Regions from separate parts of the Mus musculus genome. Here all the other regions are linked to region 1. A link is a loop called in an ENCODE intact Hi-C map of the cell type or tissue named here. Cell type or tissue: heart. All regions are shown on one strand. Links, peaks and the distances in the headings refer to the core of each region. The heading gives the core; the rest is flanking DNA.

What was found. Hi-C counts contacts between places; a loop is a spot of excess contacts. Peaks named below come from ENCODE experiments on the same cell type or tissue, not always from the same donor. Only the 100,000 strongest peaks of a DNase experiment are listed, where the experiment ranks them.
Region 2: a loop joins it to region 1, with 13 times the contacts of the local background. A loop is called at or near these places in 6 of 42 quality-filtered maps.
Region 3: a loop joins it to region 1, with 5 times the contacts of the local background. A loop is called at or near these places in 38 of 42 quality-filtered maps.

What each region holds. Positions count from the first base shown.
Region 1 is chr6:116,007,997-116,013,147 of GRCm38, forward strand. No RefSeq gene overlaps it. Among named protein-coding and RNA genes, the nearest start is that of Plxnd1, 16 kb to the left of the region's middle. In heart, for the core only: a CTCF peak has its summit at 2,730 (motif pointing right); DNase peaks (open chromatin) are centred at 1,655 and 2,735; H3K27ac peaks cover 244 bases.
Region 2 is chr6:116,567,786-116,572,936 of GRCm38, forward strand. No RefSeq gene overlaps it. Among named protein-coding and RNA genes, the nearest start is that of Olfr215, 13 kb to the right of the region's middle. In heart, for the core only: a CTCF peak has its summit at 2,275 (motif pointing left); no DNase peak of the experiment used is centred there; H3K27me3 peaks cover 483 bases.
Region 3 is chr6:116,126,668-116,131,818 of GRCm38, forward strand. The region is part of intron 3 of Tmcc1 (transmembrane and coiled coil domains 1); the gene reads right to left. Among named protein-coding and RNA genes, the nearest start is that of Tmcc1, 64 kb to the right of the region's middle. In heart, for the core only: a CTCF peak has its summit at 2,215; no DNase peak of the experiment used is centred there.

The DNA.
Region 1 (5,151 bases), core at 1,366-3,865:
GAGGCCCCCTGCTGGCCAGGCTTGTCCAACACACCTAGTGGTTCGCTGCTATTCTCCTGCCTCTCTCCTAGGAATTCTTCAAAAGACCCCCTGTCTAGGAGGGAGGCTGGAAACAAAGCAGGCAGGGGCAGGCCAGACCAGGCCTCCTGGGCTGATGGAAACTCATATCCTTGCATCATGAGCTGGCCTGAGAATTCCCTCCTGGCTGGCAAGGAGCACGCAGGAAATCAGTGGGCTTCTAGGAGGGAGAGCCTCTGGGTTTGTGAGAAGTCGGGACTCTGGCAAGCCTGGCCTGGTACACACCCGTTATCCTAGCACTTAGGTGAGGGCGAGAAAGCATCGGGCGGCCAGGGTCATCCTTGAATACACAGCAGGTTCAGGACAGCCACAGGACAACCTGTTGCCTGACTCAAACCAAATCAAAGTGTGGTGTGGCAGAGCTGGTACGGTGGCTCAGCAGTTAACATCTACACTCCAGCTGAACAGGACCAGAGTTCAGATCCCAGCACCCACAGCAGGTGGCTCACAATCACCTATCACTCCAGCTCCAGGGAAATCCAAGGCATTTTTCTGGCTTCTGCAGGCACCTGAAAGCATAGGGTGTACACACAGAGACACATAAGGGGGCAGTTCGTGGGGGAGTCACCTCTAGGTTCTAGCAAACCTGTGTCAAACATGGTGGGACCTCTGTTTGCTGCTAGGTGAGTGATGTGGTCTACCATTGTGGATCTGTCTCTCTTTCTCTCTCTCTCTCTCTCTCTTTTGGATTTACTTTTTTTTTTTTAAGATTTATTTATTTATATGTAAGTACACTGTAGCTGTCTTCAGACACTCCAGAAGAGGGTGCCAGATCTTGTTACAGATGGTTGTGAGCCACCATGTGGTTGCTGGGATTTGAACTCCGGACCTTCGGAAGAGCAGTCAGTGCTCTTACCCACTGAGCCATCTCACCAGCCCCTTGGATTTACTTTTATGTATGTGCTTTGTCTTCATGTATGTACATGCATCACATGAATGCCCGGTGCCCAAGGAGACCAGAAGGGAGTATTGAATGGGAACTAGAGTTACTGGGAGTTGATCTGAACCCAGGTCCTCGGAGGAGCAGTAAGGGCTCTCAATGTTTGGACCGCAGCTGCAGGCTTCCGTCTCAAAAAGTTTAGCAGTTTCTTTTTATAACAGTGGACCAGGCAGGAGAGATGACTCAGAAGGTAAAGTCTCGCTACACAAGTGTGGACATGGAGTTCAAAACCCAGGGCTGATAGAAAAGGCCCTAATCTGGGAGTGGTAGCACAGGTCTGTGAGGCCAGTGACGGGGAAGGACAGGCAGAGGTGGTGTGTCCTGGGAGTTCATGGCTAGCTAGCCTAGTTACATGGTGAAAGTTCCAAGCCAGTGCAAGACCGTCTCAAAGAAAAGGCGCCTGGGGAAGGGTTTTCCTCTGATCGCCACAAACATAGAGGCTCACATTCACACACGTGCTCATTCAGATTTAGACAACTCGGCAACCTTAAAGCTATGTGTGGGAATGGCCTGGAAATCCAGGTCAGCCCGAATGTCACAGGGTAACTGAGAAATGAGCCGGTGAGCAGACAGACAAAGGAAGCGAGCCACACAATGGGAGGAAAAGGAAGCGACTGCTCATCGGCAGGGCGGCAGGGACACCTTTCAAGCCAGGCACACCGTGGCCACGCCTTTCCAGCCCTCTTGGTGACTCATGCCCAGGGAGTCAGGCAACGAGGCAAGTGGCTGGTCAGAAGGCCTGCAACCACTGTTCTTGAATTCCAGGACTGTCCCAACCCACTGTCCCTGCTGAGCTAGGCCCTAGGGTGGACATTTTTTTTTTTTTTAAGATTTATTTATTGATTATATGTAAGTACACTGTAGCTGTCTTCAGACTCTCCAGAAGAGGGAGTCAGATCTTGTTACGGATGGTTGTGAGCCACCATGTGGTTGCTGGGATTTGAACTCCTGACCTTCGGAAGAGCAGTCGGGTGCTCTTACCCACTGAGCCATCTCACCAGCCCCCTAGGGTGGACTTAAGAGGTGCAGACCAACCAGACCATTGAGCCAACTGGTAAAGACAGCCTTGAGGTCTGCTGACTGGGGCTAGAGTCCTGGGCCTAACCCTAGTTTCCCTGTGTGAGGGAGGGAGGGAGGGAGGGAGGGAGGGGGCCTCCTGGTCCTGGGCAGCAGTGTTTGTAGCCACAGTGCTTCTTCTCTAGTTGGGGTGACTGAGGGAGCCGCTGCTCCCAGCCAGCAGGCAGGACACCAAGACTCTTGTGCTCTCCTGATTTTACTCACGTGAAGCCTCGTGTGTGTGTGTGTGTGTGTGTGTGTGTGTGTGTGTGTGGTCTATGTTTGGCTCTGTGTCAGGCATTTGGGACACAGGTGAATCACTGAGATAGTTTTTCCACTATGGTGGGAAGAGGTGGATAGAAACAGGTCAGTGGTCATAAAGATGTTTTGAGATGGGGGTCGCAGGCAGCCCAGGCTGGCCTTGAACTTCCAATGTAGCCAAAGGTGACCCGTGACCCTGATCTTCCCGTCTCTACCTCCCAAGTGCTGGGATTACAGGTATGTTCATTAAACGTTCAGTTGCAGAAATGGGAGAGTGTGCCTAGCAGGGCCCACAGGATCAAGGAACCCTGTAGGAGTGGGTTGTCGTGAACATGCTAAAGATAGTGTGGATGGTGGATCCTTGGGAGTGTCTCAGAGGGTGCAATCCCAAACATAGCCACAAGGTGGCGACGGAGACCAGGTTTGCCTTTTGTTTTTAATAATTTTCGAGAGTGATTCCTATAACTCCAGGATCTCCTTACATCAGACCCATCATATTCTAACGTTCTGCCACTCCCACTCACCAACAACATGCAAGCCTCCCCCAGTTGACACAGGCAAGTAGCATGGGTGATCTGTAGCAGATGGCTTGACAACACTTCTATCAGACTTACCAAATCCTACTCTAAAACCAGGAGTCCCCATCGCGTGTCTCATAGTGGTTTTGCCCCAGTTGGGAGGTTCTGAGACTGTCATTTAGATGTTACCTTTTTTGTTGTTGTCTTTTTTTTTTTCCAGGTTTAATTCAACTTATTAAATTTTCTTGGGCTGATTCAAACTTTAGTATTGCACATATGAATTTTAAGGGGTGGGTCTGGGGATTTAGCTCAGGGGTAGGGCAATGACTTAGCATCAACCAAGACCCTGGAGACAGCTACTCTCATTTTGGGATTTTGGAAAGGAGCCTTTGTCCATGAAAGAAAGACCTGGTGTTCTCCCTTCACATTGGATTCTCTGCATACCTACAATCCCAGAACTTGGGAGGCCGAGGCAGGAGGACCACTATGAGTGTGGCAGAGTGAAACCATACCTCAAAATTTACAGGTAAGTCAATATGGGTTTTGAAGCCCTAGAACTGTTTGTGCACGTGTGCATATGTGCATGTGTGTGTGCATGCAGGGTGTGCATGTATGAGTGGGGTATGTGTGTAGAGCCCAGGGTGTAAGGCTCTCTCTCTCTCTCTCTCTCTCTCTCTCTCTCTCTCTCTCTCTCTCTCTCTCTGTGTATAGAAGCTCAGTGCAGGCTTCTGGCTTGCTGTAGCCAAAGCCTCTCTGTACCCGTCCGTGCCCAGGGAGTCAGGCTGCTGGGCCAAGAGGCTTTGTGACCATTCTCACAGTTGAGTCTCTTTTTAATCGCTCTCCACTTTTTTTTTTTAAAGACATAGTTTCCTGAACCTGGAGCTCCATGGCTGGGCTGACTGACCATGGCTGACTGACCAGGGAGTGCCATGGAGCTCCCGTGTCTACCTCAGCATCCCTGGAATTACAGGGGGCAAAGATACAGAGTCCAGCTTTAAGTGGGTCCACCGAACCATCTCCCCAGTCTGATAACAAATCCTGGTTCCTTACCTGGCCTGATGGAACAGCAGAAATGCAAGAGTCTGAGCGTCAAACTGCCAACCACGCCCTCGGGCCTCCCATGTCATGGGAGGCAGGCAGGCAGAGCAGAACTCTTACTTGGCAGAGCAGCTTGGCTGCATCCTCAGAAGTAGACCAAGCAGGATTTGATAAGCAGTGGGCTTTTAAGTTCTACTCTTGAATGAGCACCTATTGTGTGCTGCACCTATTGTGTGCTGCACCTATTGTGTGCTGCACCTATTGTGTGCTGCACCTATTGTGTGCTGCTTTAGACGCTGGGGACAAAGCCACAAAAGACAGCATCTCAGAGCCAGTTGAGCCTTTGTGTATTTATTGGCAAGTTTTTGTCCTTTGTGGCTGGGACGTTCTTTTGTTACCACTATGGCAGAATTTTCTGACATATATAGATTTGGGGGGCCGGGGTCCAGACTCACTCGAGATCCAAGGCTGCTCAGGGAAAGCCCACATATTGACTACTTGGTCTTTTGTGGGGTCAATGACAGAGGACACATTCTGGAGTGTTGGAGAGTGACATCGATCGGTACCTGACTACCAGGTCTTCTAATAAGAAGCCTCTTATCGGGTGCTGGAGTAAGTGGCTTGTGACATGGAATTTAGCCTTCCATGAGGGAGGCAGCTACTGTCACTCATGACTTGCTGTGCCTCTTAGCAGGCTCTGTCACTCCTGACTTACTCCCTCCTGAAATGTAAGAACATTCTAGATAAGCTGGATTATGTCAAATGAAACTGGGATTTTTGTTTGTGTTTTCACACATGGTCTTACTACACAACCCAAGCTGTCCTCAAACCTGCAGTCCTCCAGAGTTGGCCCCTTAGTGCTGAGGTTACAGGCATATGCCACTCTCCCTGAGTGGCTCTTCTCCTTCCTCCCTCCCTCTCTCTCTCTTTCTCCCTCCTCCCCCACCTCTCTCTCTCCTTCTTCCTCTCCCTCAGTCCTTCCTTCCATTCTTTTCCCCCTCTGTCTCTTTCTTTCCTTTCTCCTTTTTTTTCTTTGATTTCTTTCAGAACTGGGGATCTTGAGATGGGTGTGGTCGTGTATGCCTTTAATCCAAACACTTGAGATGCAGATGCCGGCTGATCTCTGAGTTTGAGGCTAGTGAAGCCAGCCTGGTCTACACAGCAAATTACAGGACTGCCAGGGCTACACAGAGAAATTCTAACTCTAAATAAATAAGATTCAAAAAAAAAAATTGAGGGGCTGGAGAGCTACTCGGCTGG
Region 2 (5,151 bases), core at 1,247-3,746, 560 kb after region 1:
AGTATTGGGATGGGGTTGGTAACTCACTTATGATCCTGCTTGTGTCAGAACTCTTGTCTCTGGGTATGGGCCACTTTTACTTTTTTCAAAGACTACTTTTAGTGATTGTTCTTAAATTCTTTAACCTCCCTTCCACCAGAGGAAGTGGAAAAGAAAGGATATGGGAAAATGGATCTGTTTAGAAATGGTTCTTGAGCAGATCCCTTCTGCATTGTCAGGAAATCTGCAGTTCAATTCACAGGTCAGCAGAGGCAGCTCAATCCACTCACAAGCACTTCATGGATACACCAGCAGTCCAGTTCAGTAGAGTTATGATAGCAAACACGAATCAGCAGCAGTGGCACAACCAGCAGAGACAACAAGACCTCAGCCTTAGCTTGAGTCAGCAGGAGGGACCATGAAGAACGCCAGGAGAAGACCAGTGAAGACAAGAGACCAACAAGCTTTGAACAGCTAACTCTACCAGCAAGCCAAGGTCAGCCCAGTCTCCAGCTCCTCTCACAGTCTCTTGAGTCCTATTTATCCCCCTCCCAATATCACACGTCCTCCTGAAGTTTGCCTCACCACATTTGTCTGTCTCAGCTGACATCACTCTGCCAACTGGCCATAGTCCAAGGAAGCAGCAAGAAGCCTCATTATACCACCAGAAGATTTTGGTGAGTTTCTCTTTATGGAGTCCTGACAAATGGAGCTCAACTATGCAATGTAAGGTGGACCAATACATGGGTGTTGTTAGCAAAAAATAATCCTTTCTTGGGCTGGTGAGATGGCTCAGCAGGTAAGGGCACTGATTGCTCTTCTGAAGATCCTGAGTTCAATTCCCAGCAACCACATGGTGGCTCACAACCACCTGTAATGAGATCCAATGCCCCTTTCTGGTGTGTCTGAAGACAGCAACAATGTACTTATTTATAATAATAAATAAATCTTTGGGCTGGAGCGAGCGAGCAGGATTGACCAGAGAGAGCAGAGGTCCTAAAATTCAATTCCCAACAATCACATGAAAGCTCACAACCATCTGTAGAGCTTTATATGTACTCATATACATAAAATAAATAACCTTTACTCTTCTTGGTTATCTGTGGTGCTTTCCAATGTGTTTATTTGATTTGCTGAGATTTTACTTTGAATACATCAATTTGGCTTTTCTTTTCAATATCTCAAGATTTGTAATGAACTTATTCCACACTGCTGATTTTATCCAGTTGTTTTTCCATTTTGTGACCTTTCCCTGTGTGTCCCTGACTTTCCTCCCTGCTCTGAATTCTTCTGAGCATTTGTATCTTCTTGCTGCCCTTTGTCATTCTTAGCAGAAGATGTTGCCCTGGGGCATCTTGCCTATCCCAGTACCTCAGAGTTCAGCAGGTGTGAAGTTAGAATTCTGGGATGAGACATGTTGCCTGAATTCTGGGATGAGACATGTTGCCTGCGTTCTCATGTCACATAAATTTCCTCATTGAGACATGCCCGTCTTTCGTTTTAGATTTCTCATCTGGCTTTTTGGGGGTCAGTCTTCCAGCTGATCAGCCTGCCCTTGGAAGCTCAATCCACAATACCACTCAACAGTAGAAAACAAATGCTTGTATTGATAACAACGTCAACTCATACACGATATTGAAATACACTGAAAATTATTACCAGCCACCAACATGCTACAAGTGACAGTGAAAGAGAATGCAAATACTACGATAGAACGAAGCTAAGCATCGCTTTGGTTAAGTGTAGAGACAGTGAGTGAAAGAAAGAAAGAAAGAAAGAAAGGAAGGAGGTAGCAGGGAGCGGGGTTGTATAGATGAAGGAAGTGGAGAGGAATATTGTGTGAGGAAAGAGAAGTTAGTGAGAAATTAGGAAAAAATTCCAGTACTGAAAAAGTTAAAAAGCAAGGGGGGGGGGGCAGGCAAAAAGTAAAAAAAAAAAAAAAAAAAGCAAAAATATGGGGCAAAAAAAAGGAAAACAGGAAATGTGAAAAGAAGAAAATATGGCCCAATAACAGAAATAATCCATAAATAAAATTAGAGGGATATATGAAGAGGAATAATCAATTGAAATTTTTAGAAATGCAAAAATCCTGCTAAATGTGTAGTAAGTGAGACTTACTGGGGAGAGAAAGAAAAATGAAAAGGTGGGTTGTTGTGTCCTCAAAATTTGAAGTCTGGGAGTTACGCATGTGCATGTATGTGCACGTGTGTGTGCATGTATGTGCATGTGTTTGCACATGTGTGGTGCTCACTAGCACTGTGTCCTAGCTGGTAGACTTACTTCTTGTGTACCAGCGATCTCTACTGGCCACATTTAGTTTTGCAGTCTATGATCTGGAGCAAGTTTTCTCACAGATAGTGTTTGACTGAAGGTGTCTGGGAAGTGTGGGAATCAAACTGTAACCCTGAGGTGGTGGTCTTGTCTTTGTACTTACAGAGCAGTCACAATGCTGGAGCTTTACAGCTCTAACTATCCAACACATCCGTTGAATCAGAGTTGGGGTTCTACAGTTTGATCCACCTACTGGCCTCAGGCCAGAGCTATCAAATTCAGGATTTTTATCTGTTGATGAGATCTGTTTAGGATCACCAAGGCTGGGGTATCTGACATTACGAACTCCCCAGCCTGAGTTTGCACCACTTTGTCTCAGCATCTGACCCTCCAGCGGTCGCAACTTGATCCAAGAGCCTTTCCTCACCCAGAGTCAAACTGAGGCCCCATGACCTGGGACAGTTCGTGACCTCAAGCCCCTGGGCTATCTCTGCTTTAACTAGATTTGCTCTCAAGATGGCACCTGGCTACTGCTCTCTGAATCACAAAGCAAAATATAACAGGCATTCCCTCTACTACTAACATGTCTGCCAGAGAACTTCCACCTCACCAAACCTCACAAGCAGATTCAACTCTTACAGGTGTGTCCTGGGAGTTGATTGTCCATTTTTCGTTTAGCTTACATTTGGGGGAAGTTTCCGTTTCTTTTCCTCATGCAGGAGACTTTGATGAGAACATGTCCTGTGAATCTATTTGCATTATCTTCTGCTTTCTACCCTATTCTGGTGTCCTTTTAATGCCTTGTGCCTTTCCAATCCTCTTCTCTATTTCTCTTTGTGATATGATTTTTTCTTATTCCACCTTCCTGCCTCACTGGCTCATGCAGTGACAGCTTTAACTTCTTACTCAGAAGTCCTTTGTTTTTGATATATAGTTATGTATGTGTATGAATTATGCTTTGATGCATTTATGTATTGTGTTGACCAAGGGAGGGGAATTATCACATCTATCACTTTGGATAGTTCTTATTTCTTACTAAAGGCATAGGACACAACTGGGAAGAGTGGGACAGGTTCCACAGCTCAAGCCCTCACACACAGAGGTTCCTCCCTCCCCTCTGTGAAAGACTTTTGGCCAGACTCCAGCATCTTCAAGCACACTGTTTCCCATGAGGCTCAAAGTTGTGTTTTTTCATAGTTGCCCTGAACTCGCACATCACCCCCCTCCCCCAGAATTCTTTAAAGAAAAGGCAACATTGGGGACTATTGCTATAGCTTGATACGAAGTACCTTTTAGCAATTAAAAAGTTTTTTTTATAGAGTACAGACTCCTACTAGGCATGTAAACTCTTAAGCATATCATCCTATCTACTTGTGTGTTGTACCCATCAATCAATCTCTCCCCATCCTCCTGTTACTTCCAGCTTCTGAAAAGTATGATTTTTCTTCATTTGTGAGAATTTCATACATGTGTACAATGAAATATTATCATACCCACTCCGTACTCCCCTCCTCCAACTTTCCCCATCCTCCCAACATGTCCCCATCAGCTTAATTCCCTCCTTTTCTTCCTCTTTCTCACCTTTCATGTTTTCCTCTTCCTCCTTCTCATAATCTACTGAGTCAAATTAATGTTGTCCACATGTGCATGAGTTTTGGGCCATCCACTGGATCATGGGAAAGCTACCAGTTGGAGCACTCTCCAATAGCCTGATTCTATCTCCCCTATCTGTTTTTAATGGCTAATAGCTCCCTGTAAAGGTTGGGACCTGGAGAGTATCTCTCCTATTTTAGCCAGAATTATGGCTTGTTTGCACAGATAACCACAACCGCTGTAAATAACCATGGCTACTGTGAGCTCATGATTACAATAGCCATGCCATGTCCAGAAAATAGCATTTCACAGCATCCCTTCCCAGCATCCTGCTCTTACACTCTTCCAGCCTCCTTTTAGTGTTCCCTGAGCCTTGGGTCAGATGTGTCTTCCTGAAAATTATGCTCATGCTTTCTAATGCCATATTTTCTATTACACATTACGAATTAGATTCTGTGATATTTATCTATATGTTTATGATTATTTTACTTAATGTGCTCCCCAAGTTCAAAAGTATCCAAATGATCACATTGCATCTTAAAGGCCTGAATATAGTTCCACTGTGTATATATACCCCACACTTTCTTTGTCCATTTTTCTGGTGGAGATATGTTGGTTGTGTATTTTGGTGATTGTTCATAGTGGTGGATAAAATATGAGAATGCAGGTATCTCAGCATATTGACTCTATTTTTATTGGAAATATACCATGCAGTGTAATCCCTGGCCAACTTGGTAGTTTTGAGTTTGTGTGAGGAACCTGCTCCCCATGCTGCTTTCCATAATGTGTATAAAATTCCCCACACCCACTCACTAAGGGAGTACCTCATTGTGATTTCACCTTTCTTCTTCTTCTTTCTTTCTTTCTTTCTTTCTTTCTTTCTTTCTTTCTTTCTTTCTTTCCTTCTTTCTTTTTTTTTTTCCATTTTTTATTAGGTATTTAGCTCATTTACATTTCCAATGCTATACCAAAAGTCCCCCTTACCCACCCACCCCCACTCCCCTACCCACCCACTCCCCCCCTTTGGCCCTGGCGTTCCCCTGTACCGGGGCACACAAAGTCTGCGTGTCCAATGGGCCTCTCTTTCCAGTGATGGCCGACTAGGCCATCTTTTGATACATATGCAGCTAGAGTCAAGAGCTCAGGGGTACTGGTTAGTTCATAATGTTGTTCCACCTATAGGGTTGAAGATCCCTTTAGCTCCTTGGGTACTTTCTCTAGCTCCTCCATTGGGAGCCCTGTGATCCATCCATTAGCTGACTGTGAGCATCCACTTCTGTGTTTGCTAGGCCCCGGCATAGTCTCACA
Region 3 (5,151 bases), core at 1,247-3,746, 120 kb after region 1:
GTAGTAATTATGACTTTTTAAATGTCAAGGTTCAAAAGTGAAATCTTATCTGCTTAAATTGACCAGTGAGATCAAAGGTCATGCTGATGTAACAACCAAGTAAAATTTTAACACATATTTGTCAATTTCTGAAATACACACTTTGCTAAGTTCACTTCTGTGCCAACTTGCCAAAGCTGCCTGTTTTTCTTAAGAAAGTTATGCTGTGATCACTAATGAAAACAATTTATTCTAGAGATTGTCTTATATTTAATGTCTGAGCATTGTTTGTCTCTTTAAAGTGAGGCCTTGCCAGTGTTCTAGATAATAAGAATGGTGATCTCCTTGGGAAGCTAGTTTTCCTTCTAGCTTTTAAAACTCAAGGTTATGACAAAGGACCAAGGCCCTGTGAACAGAAACCACATTCATGTTAAATTCCTTTAGAGTTCCCTTTACCCTAAAGCATAGGACTTTTTTTTTTTTTTTTTTTTCCACTGAGACAGGGTTTCTCTGTATAGCCCTGGCTGTCCTGGAACTCACTTTGTAGACCAGGCTGGCCTCGAACTCAGAAATACACCTGCTTCTGCCTCCCAAGTGCTGGGACTAAAGGCGTGCGCCACCACACCGGGCTAGGACTACTTTTTAAGATAAAGGATAATAGGTTAAATTTAATTTTTTGTTTGTTTTCATGCAAGGTCTCTCTATAGAAGCTGAGCCAACTTCCAACTTGGATCCTCTTGCCTAGCCTCCCCAGAGCTGGGATTGATTATAAGCAAGCACTACTACGAATGGCTCAAAACTTAAAGAATGGACTCCAATTTGCTTTATATTAATCTTCATCCTAAAACTTGCTGTTTCTGGGGCTGGTGAGATGGCTCAGCAGGTAAGAGCACTGACTGCTCTTCTGAAGGTCCTGAGTTCAAATCCCAACAACCACATGGTGGCTCACAACCATCCGTAATGAGATTTGATGCCCTCTTCTGGTGCGTGTGAAGTCAGCTACAGTGTACTTATGTATAATAATAAATAAATCTTTAAAAAAAAAACCTTGCTGTTTCTGAACATAAGAAATATGATTCAGATTTGAAAGACAAACATATAACAAATCTACCTATGATGTTAAACTTTGCGCAATTCACTCATTTCTTTCATATTTTCCAATGTATTGGAATGTAAGTTTCTCAGGTATATCCTAAAGATTCTTTAGGTTTCATTGATATCCACTGTCATGTCTTTCATTTATCAACGTCAGTAACACCTTCTTTTACTTCCAATCAAACAACCACATTAAAGATTGACTTTTTTAAAAAAAGGATTGATTTATTTTGATTTTATGTATGACTATTCTGACTGCATGTATTTCTGTGTAACTCACTTGTATTGTGCTCTTGAAGGACAGAAGATGGAGTTAGATTTCCTGGAACTGGAGTGACAGGTGGTTGTGACCTATGAAGTGGGTGCTGGAAACCTGAGTCCCCTGCAAAAAGCAAGTGCTCCTACCTGCTGAGTCATCTCTCTAGCTCTATAAACAAAGTCTTCTGGGACCACCATGGACACACTGAACAGCAAGCCTCTCAGTGATTTCCTGACTCACCACAGTAACACTGCAATTACACATGTGCCCTACCACAACTGGCTTTCTGTGTGGGTTCTGGAATCTGAATTCAAGTTGTCTGGCTTGTACAGCCAAGTGCTTCTGCCCACTAAGCCAACTCCCTGACCTCACCACATTCACATTACATTATTTTAAATTTGTCTACAAAGGATGTAACTACACACTCCAGCTCTAAGGGCTAAAGACTAACAATCCCAAAGTTACTTAACTTGGTGATCAGTTGTAAGAGACCAAAATTATGTTTTCATTTTTAATTTATGGCCACTTTTCTAGTCGGTATTATTAACTGTCTATAAAACATTCCCTTGTAGGTATCAACAATCCAAACAATATTAAATATACAGAATATAAAGATCTTTGCTAGAGTTTATAAAAACTACACAGCATTTTTCCAATGTTAATTGAGAAAATAAATAGTACTTCCTTAAGGTTTCTAAGCAAATCTTATTGCTTAAAATTCCTTACCTTTTCCCATTTCAATTGTCAAACTCTACATCTTCTACTATTTGTTCCACAGCTATAGTAATCAAGTCAATTCAATTTACAAGAGCATATGCTTCATTCCTAAATCTCATTCCCTATTTCTCATCTCCTCCTGTACTGGCCTAGGACCCCACCTAGTGGACAGCAACAGGAATCACCCTTTCTACTTTTTCCCTGCACAAAACACTGGTTTACTAGATTAGTTTATTGGTTAACTGATACTATTCTAGCAATTTCTTTAACAGGTACTGTTTGGCTTTGAACCCTGGGACAAGAGACTGGGGTGCATATTTTACATATCAAAGCCGACCTGGCCTCCAGGTTCTCCCAGCATTCCTCAGTCCCTACCTGGCATACCCTGCCCCCAACCCTGAACTTCCCAGCCCATGGGCTGGGGCTGTCTTTTCCCCAGCAGCTCTTCCCTATAATCCAGATAGTTTGGGTCCCTCCCACACCCCACATCTCCTTCTCCCTCTCTCTGTGTGGTGCCATTTCTCTCTTTCTCTTCCCTTTCCCCACTTCTCCCCCTGGACTTTCCTGGATCAGTCCTTGGGGCCAGTAAACTGGACAACCTGAGAAACTTCTCAATAAACCTGAATTTAATAAAATATAATGTGGCTTGAACTGGCTCATTACACTGGCAAAGAAATAACTTATCACATATATCTCCCTCAAAACACTTACTGTTTATATATTATATAATATAGCAGTGAATATACTACTATAACATAGTATAGCTACTATAATATAATAGTATATAATATATATAATAATATATAATATATATATATTATAGTAGTTAATCCCAAAGAGCACCCAACTACAGCCTAATAAAAATAGTACATCTCTTAATTTTGTCTCTAAAAGGGAAAAGAGAATAGAGAATTCTAAAACAAATAGTGAATTCTCAACTTCAATAACAAGGATCAATGACTCCAAATTTTTTTCTTTAGAAGATCCAAGATTTGCATTGACCTTTTCGTGTCCCTCTAAGTTTGTTCTCAGAAACTTTGATTTCTTTCTATTTTATAAAAGCAGCAGAGTGTAAAGGACAGATTCTTGCTGCACTTACTATGTGATCACACTGTAGCACGTAGCACAGGGTGCAGACAGCATTCTAACAAGATATTAGAAGAATGGCTTTTTGGCCTACAGTGTCAATCTTCATATATACCATTTCTTTCTAACTGAAATTTAGAGTGGCTTTACCCATAGGAACAATTGTGCTTCATGACCGTCACCTCACAGCTAAGCTCTCTGAAACCTTAGCTAGATTTTCTTCTGTGTTATTCCATTATGAATAAAACTAGAAAAAAAAACTCTCTTGTATTTTCAAAATTTACTTATAACGGTTTTTTATTATAATATTAGTATAATATATCATTTCCTCCCTCTAATCCCTCCCACATATCCCCCCTTTACTCTCAAATTCATGGTTAATTATTGATACTATATATATTACATACACTTTATTCCTAAACACAACCTGCTTATATTATGCTACTTATGGTATTATTATGCTATCTATGATATCAGGGATAACTACTTGGTATTAAATAACCAATCAGGCGGGCTCTTCCAATTTCTAACTACATGCTAAATATCTGTTCTTATATCTATAGATAGATTTAGTTCTCACTCCTCATTAAAGAAACACACTTTTTTTTTTTCTTTTTCTTTTTTCGAGACAGGGTTTCTCTGTGTAGCCCTGGCTGTCCTGGAACTCACTCTGTAGACCAGGCTGGTCTCGAACTCAGAAATCCGCCTGCCTCTGCCTCCCGAGTGCTGGGATTAAAGGTGTGTGCCACCATTCCCCGCTCAAAGAAACACATTTTTGTAAGAGACAAATTATTACAGAAAACTACAACCAATCAAAATACAGAAAACAAGAGATCACATTGTGACCAATACAAATTACATCTGTAATAGAATTCCTGTACCTAAGGCTTAGGGATCATATCAGAAGAGGAGGAGGAAGATTGTAAAGATCTGTCAGAGAAGCTACAGGCCCATGAAGTCTTATCAGACAAGCCCTGAACACCAAGGGACATAACTAACATAGAAGGGATCTCAGCCCTAGACAGCTACGGGCAACCAGGAAATACTAAGAAGAGGAAAATTTATCTCCCTCAAGGAAGAATCTCTAATTTTCAACATGCAAGTCCCTTTCAGAAAATTTTAGTACTTCTCTATTTCCAATCACATTATCAAACTAATTTAGCTTTCCACTCACATTGCTCAGACCTTTATTCCTAAGCTAAAAAATTTAAATTTAGTTATGTATATTAATTTTTTCTCTATGTCTCCTGAAGTTCTGCTTATTCTATGTAAGGTATAAAGAATTAACTTACATAGCCCTAGCTTTCCAGGGAGCAACTAAGTATTTGTACTGCTTTTGGGCCTCTTAGCTAAGATTAAATCTTAAAATGAAGTCTTTGTTATAAGAAAAGATTGGTTGATTAAGAGATCCAACATAGACCTTGGGGCTCCACATATATACTCAAAAGAATCTGATCTATGGGTAGTATTGACATTTTGTTGAAGTTCGAGTGTTAGCATTTTGAATCTTTATAAGCTTATCTGTGGCCACAGCCATGTATGTTCTAAGGTATTTCTGGTAGAAGGACTGGAGAGATTGCTCAGTGGGTAGAGGATATTTTCTGTGAAACCTTGAGGACCTGAGTTCAAACCCCCAACTCTAGAACCCAGATTGGACGCGGGCATATGTGCATATAAACTCCATATAGAGAGCCCAAAAGCATTTTCTGTGTGTTCATAGGTAAGGATCAGAGAATTATCAAAAATATTGCAGGAGAACTATAAATGCAAACTATTAAAATTGAGCCAATTTTATAAAACAGCCAATTTAAAAAAATCAAAGGGTTTAAAATAAAACCATCTAAATTTTCATAACTAAATGCCATTTGCTAATATTTTATTATATATAAATTTTATAAATTACAGAAAGAAAAACTATGACATTCTTGTACACAGAATACAGTAGCTAGAAAACATACCCATCTAAGGCTGGGTGTGGTGTCAGACACCTTTAATCTCAGGAAGCAGAGGCAGGT